Regions from separate parts of the Homo sapiens genome. Here region 2 is linked to region 1. A link is a loop called in an ENCODE intact Hi-C map of the cell type or tissue named here. Cell type or tissue: heart left ventricle. All regions are shown on one strand. Links, peaks and the distances in the headings refer to the core of each region. The heading gives the core; the rest is flanking DNA. Region 1 holds the start of CTNNB1 (catenin beta 1). Region 2 overlaps LOC105377043 (a long non-coding RNA gene).

The links. A loop is a pair of places that touch in the nucleus more often than their neighbours do. Peaks named below come from ENCODE experiments on the same cell type or tissue, not always from the same donor. Only the 100,000 strongest peaks of a DNase experiment are listed, where the experiment ranks them.
Region 2: a loop joins it to region 1, with 11 times the contacts of the local background. A loop is called at or near these places in 15 of 110 quality-filtered maps.

The regions. Positions count from the first base shown.
Region 1 is chr3:41,197,994-41,200,893 of GRCh38, forward strand. It overlaps CTNNB1 (catenin beta 1), which reads left to right and starts at 1,512. Exons shown (of 15, transcript NM_001904.4): 1 at 1,512-1,677. RefSeq lists silencers at 913-1,372, 1,803-1,922 and enhancers at 1,215-2,161, 1,503-1,562, 2,273-2,382. In heart left ventricle, for the core only: a CTCF peak has its summit at 1,248; DNase peaks (open chromatin) are centred at 768, 1,158 and 1,458; H3K4me3 peaks cover 2,500 bases; H3K27ac peaks cover 2,398 bases.
Region 2 is chr3:40,779,111-40,782,010 of GRCh38, forward strand. All of the region lies in intron 2 of LOC105377043 (a long non-coding RNA gene), which reads left to right. Among named protein-coding and RNA genes, the nearest start is that of ZNF621, 260 kb to the left of the region's middle. In heart left ventricle, for the core only: a CTCF peak has its summit at 1,564; DNase peaks (open chromatin) are centred at 1,601 and 2,101; H3K4me3 peaks cover 1,092 bases; H3K27ac peaks cover 2,412 bases.

The DNA of each region.
Region 1 (2,900 bases), core at 296-2,795:
CATGTGCTATGGTGACAGACGGCAGTTGGCATTACCACTTATATAGTAAAATATCTTTAAGACAAAAATAAAAGTTATTTAAAGAATACGCTGGCCCTGAAACATGAGCTGTGCCTTAAACTACATATCCTACCTCCATGAGTGAATGAATAAGTGGGTTTTCCGCCTGCATCTATGTGTTAAGACCTATTGTTTGCTTGTATTAATTGTAGTCCTGGGATAAAAGCACAGAGGTAACTTTCACTGCTGCTTTTTGTACTCTCTCCAATGTTTTGGAGGAAAAATAAGCACAAACAATAGCCTAGAGAAACTGAATCGATCATACTTGTTGCAGCTTCGACAAACGTCAATTTTGCTGCATTAGAATGGGAAACATTTTTCAGTCTATTGAAATGAATTACAAACGTTTTTAAATAGAAAATTAGTTAAAAAATTGGAGGCTGCTTAATCGATAGCTTTCTCTATAAACATACTTGGATTTCACAAATAAGTAATACCGTAAAAATCTTCTTCTCCAAAGAAAAATCCCCACAAATAAATCTATTGATACCTAGTGACAAGTGGAACCAGATAAAAATGGAATCTATAAGAATTAACCTAATTGACAGCGCTCTGGAGCTAATCCATTTCCATTAGTTATTTGTTCACAGTAGGTACTCCTAAGGACTTGTTGAATTGCGGGCTTGGCGCCCGTTCTACGGAGAGTTCACAGCCTTCGTGAGTGGGGACAGAAGGCGGCTCGGCCCGGTGATTCAGGTCGAAATTCAAGCTGAACAGCCTGCTGAGAGGTGGGATCCACCATCCGGACAGTGGGGGGCTTTGGGGGTGCTGTGAGACTGGGCTGCGACCCAGGTCCAGCAGGGAGTGTGCGGCACAGACCACAAGGTCGGCGAGGCCCCCTAACCCGCGCCCGGCCGGGAACCCGCAGACCAGCGACGGGGCAGCTGCGGGGCCAGGAGCGCCCCAAGACGGGCGGGCGCTGAACCCGAGCCCCTGCCGCCGCCCTGGCCCCGAACTTCCGCCCTCCCAGGACCTGTCCCGGCCGCCCCGAGCGGTACTCGAAGGCCGGGGCCGAGATGCCACCTTCCGCAGGCCGCGGGAAAGGCGCGCCGAGTCCTGCAGCTGCTCTCCCGGTTCGGGAAACGCGCGGGGCGGGGGCGTCGGGCTTGGGACAGGGGAGGATACCAGGGCCACCTTCCCCAACCCAGGCCGCGGGGGCCCGGCCTCCCCGATGCAGACCACAGCGCCCTCACGGGCTGCCCTCAGGCCGCGCAGCGGGCAGCCGCCAGCCGTCACCCCGGGGAGCGTCCGTGGGGTGCCCAGGCACCCCACCCCGGCCCGGGGCGCTCAGACGGCAGCAGACTGCTGGGCGGCGCGGGGACTACTTTCCACCGCCCCCTCGCGCCCCGCCCCTTGTCCTCGCGCGGCGGAACGCTCCGCGCTGCGCCGGTGGCGGCAGGATACAGCGGCTTCTGCGCGACTTATAAGAGCTCCTTGTGCGGCGCCATTTTAAGCCTCTCGGTCTGTGGCAGCAGCGTTGGCCCGGCCCCGGGAGCGGAGAGCGAGGGGAGGCGGAGACGGAGGAAGGTCTGAGGAGCAGCTTCAGTCCCCGCCGAGCCGCCACCGCAGGTCGAGGACGGTCGGACTCCCGCGGCGGGAGGAGCCTGTTCCCCTGAGGTGCTTGGGCGCTCCTTTCCTTATCCTTCCGGGGCTGCTCCCGCTTCCTCTCGGAGCCAAACTTCGTAGCAGGCGCGCGGTCCGGGCGGCGGGCTGGGCGCAGCCGGGAGGCCTGGGGTTGGGAGCGGGGAGCTCAGGTGGGGGACGGTGAGGGTGGGCCGCGCCCGGGGCGCGGAGGGCGGCGGCCGGGCCCGGGTTCCGGTCGCGCTGCCTCTCTGGGGCCCTGGGGGCATCGCTTGCGGGGAGGGGGCGCCGCGGGGGCGCGTACAGGAGCCCGGATGGCAGGCGGGGTGGGGGTGGGGGTGGGGGTCTGTGGTTTCCGTCCGGGGCTCTGGCCTTGGCCGAGTTTGGGGGAGGGACCCGGTGCCTCGGGATGCGCCGGGCCCTGGGTGGGGGGCGGGGTGGGGACGGGGGGCTCCGCCTTCTCAGCTCTTGCGGCGAGTTGGGGTTCGGGCGCTGAGGCAGAGACGCCACCCTAAGTCCCATCAGTCCTGGGGATCGGACCAGTGGACTTTCTCTTAAGATTTCCTCTTTCATTCTTAAGAATAGAAGTGTTATTATTTTTTTTAATGCCCTGGCTATGTGAGTTTGAATCGAAGCAACTTTAAACCTTAGAGCAACTAAACTCTAAGTGCAGCGGGTGCGATGCGTCAGTAGGGTGAGCACATAAAAAATCCATGTCTTGCACCTGTATTTTAGCGTACTATGCAGGTGAGTGAAAGCAGTGGATAATGTACTGGGAGTCTTATGGATTTATGGTAGTGGGTATGAGACCCTGGTGAAATAAGGGGGTGGAGGAAGGCGAAGGTGATGGCTTACTGTTTCTTACCAAGTGAACTGCAGGATTCAGCCTCTGACTCAGACCGCTTCGAGAATTTTGTTCGTAGAAATAATTTAAATTTATTCAAATAGTTTGATGGCAGCTAAAATTGAATTATAGAGCACGTTTTCTTTTCAGCGGAGTGAATTTTTCCTTCGCTCCAAAGCTGGCCAAATGGAATTCAAGCATTGCAACTTCTTTCAGTGTTTTGTCTGGAGAGAGGACTTTGAACCGAGACTTTTCGAAGTTAAGTTCCTATAGCCTGCTTCTGAATCTGCCAAGCTTGAAAGCTTTGGCAGTTGGGTGTATGTAGTTGTTGCCTTCGTTCTCTTCCCTTTTGGAGGGAGCGTTGTCTCCTACTTTGTATCTTCCAGACATCTGTGGTCTTCCCCCCACCCCTCGA
Region 2 (2,900 bases), core at 118-2,617, 420 kb before region 1:
AAAGGATTTCCCTGTTGTAGACAGAGCACGTCAGCTGTATTTGAAACACCGAGACACCCTGAGAGGAGGAACCACCTTTGCCTCATCCCCCTCATTGCTTGAGCTCCCTGAGATCCCATGGCCCTCTTCAGGCCAGACGGTTTTTGACAATCCCAAATAGGGCTTTATGTCACTCAGTGGGTCAGCGTAAGACTGTCACTATCCTTAGCGTCAGGCAAAGAGCTAGAAGGTAGGAGGTGATTTCCTCCCATGTCAATTCTCTTATCCAAGCTTTGAAAGGTGAAGTTTATATTTTACTCTATCCCGAATTCAGACACTGACAACCAGATCTCTCCACCATTGAAGATATTTCCCAAATGCATGGATGTGACTTCTATCTCAGCAATCCCTTCAAGACCTAGAAGTCCACAAGTCCTCTATAGGCCCTCCCATCCTATCTCCTTGTTGTTTCTGCCCATTCAACCAGGGAGAGGTACAGGGTATCATTAAAGACTCTTAGGCCTGGCTGCTTGAGGTGTGGTCCATAGATCGGTGGAGTCAGCACTCCTTGTTAGGCCTCCAGAATCTCAGGCTGAATCAGAACTTATGTTTTTAACAAGATCCCAGGTGGTTCACATATATATTAGAGTTTGAGAAGGACTGCTAAGCCAGTGGTTCTCAAACTTGGCTGCATGCTGGAACCATCTGGGGAGTTTTTTAAAAATACCAGTGCCTGGTCCTACCCCCTGGAGATTCTTATTTTCTTGGTTTGGAGGTTGCTTGGGTAAAGAAGTATTGAAAGGTCCCCAGTGATCCTGGTGTGCCGCTGGGGTTGAGAACCACTGGCTTAGAGAATTGGATAACACCTACTTTAGCTACACTGATGAAATCTAGACGAGCGACCCCCTTGCGGGCGTCCTATCACTTAGAGTGCCGAGGGTGACTACCCTCCAGGACTCTGATTCCAGAGTCAGCCCTGCCTCCTCTCTCCCTGGCAAGGAGGAGCAGGGACCTCTCTATTCTGCAACAAAGGGGGCTTCTTTGGCTTGTTTCATGGGAAGATGGGAGGTGAGGGAGCAGTAGTTTCCAGCTGAAGTGCTTTCATCGCCCTGTGGCCAGGTAACCACAGTCTCTGTCGAAAAAGAAGGCATTACTGGCCAGTGCATCTGAAGGTCAAAAGTACTTGAACATCTTTCCTGAAGGACGGAAAAGCAGTGAAAGGAGTCAGACTTGGCTGCTGCCTGGCCTTGCTTTTATGGGAAAAACAGAAGTTATGGGATGGGAGGAGCGTGAAGAGTGGGTGTTGCCGGCCCTCCTGGCATCACAGCTTGTGAACCATAGCAGTGATGGGCAGTCGCTGTCTTCACTGGCCCTGCCAGGTCCGGAGATCCCTGCAGGGGCACTAAGAATTCACCCACTGCAGAGGCCCCACCTCGAGGCAGTTTCCTGTGTGCAGTTATTTTGGGAACAGGAACTGGATGTTTGGGAGGAAGAAGGGTAGCCAAGGGCCTGGAGGCAGGCGGTGGAGAGGTGAGGCCCAGCAGCTCAGCAACACTGAAAGGGCCCCAATGTCCAGACACCCAGGCAGCTTCCACTTGCCTCCACTCCCAGCACAAAGGCGCAGTCACGTGGCCGCTGGGGCTGCGACTTGAAAGAGCTCCCATTGTCCACGCTGCCTCAGGTTTCAGGGAACCAGACGCTGGGAGGACGGACTTTTTTTTCTTTTTTCTTTTCTTTTTTTTTTTTTAAAGTAACGGGGGCGAAGGCCAACAGCATTTTCGACTCCGGAAGTGGGGTCTACACATGCACACACGCCAAACAGACTTCTCCAAGTTTGTTTTTCTAACACATTGGAAACCACACAGTTCAGGAGAAAATTCATCTCACATGCTGTAGCCTGCTTTCCCGGAACGTGTCCAGAGACTGCTGTGTCAACACTGCCAAACTCAGCAAGCCACTCTCCCAACGGAATGGTGTGATTTGCCAAGGAAAAAACTGAACCCAGAGCCTGGGAGGAGGGAGCCGGGGGCCGGCGGCTAGAGGGGATTGCGCATAGTTCAAAGGGAGGGTGGGCTTCCAATTGGACAAGGCACTTCCCCGATTACACAGCTGTCACTGACCCCTCCAAAGGCCACCGCTGCATCCCCTTGGGCTCCCTGTTCCCAGACAGGGCTGCATTTGTGTGCTCAGCTGCTGACTGTCCTACTCTTAAAGCACTCAGGGTGGGAGTGTGCGGAGGGAGGAATGAGGATGTTTCTCAGCCTTTCTAAGTTCTGCCCCGAGGCAGCTTGGCGGAAGAGGAAAGGGCTTTGGCATCACCGTGACCGGATATTAATGTAGCTCATAGGTCCTAGCTGCATTTGCCTAAAACAAGGATGAGCTCTTCCTCTTTGCAGAGATATTACAAATAGAAAAGATGCTAAGGATGGCGAAGGTGTTTACTACAGGGCAGGGACATAATAGGCGCCCACTGAATATCCGTTTCCTCCCACCGGTTTGTCCCTGGAGGTTGAGTGTGTGGTTCTATCTCTCTTGCTTGGTTTTTAGGAGATAGAGGACAGCTCACCCATAAAGGGAATGTCTTGGATATGGAATTTCACAGTTAAAGCAGCCCCCAGACACCAAGTACAGCGACGAAACTCCTTTTCTTTCTCCCCATGGAATATAAGCCCCAGTTCTACTGGGTGGCAAGAAACATCATCCAGTTTATGTAATGACTCCAGTCATTAATAGGGTTAACTTAGGATCTGCAATTTGCAATTTGGTCACAGTCTAGCCCAAAATGACTGTGGGATTTCTTGCCTCTCCCCGTGCTTTTGTCCTAACTTAGTCTCTGAGGAGCAGGTGGTGAATGGAGGTCTTCGTGACTGGATGTGTGGGAGGGAGCAGCCACCTTGACCTCTTCTACTTTGGGTGCCTGC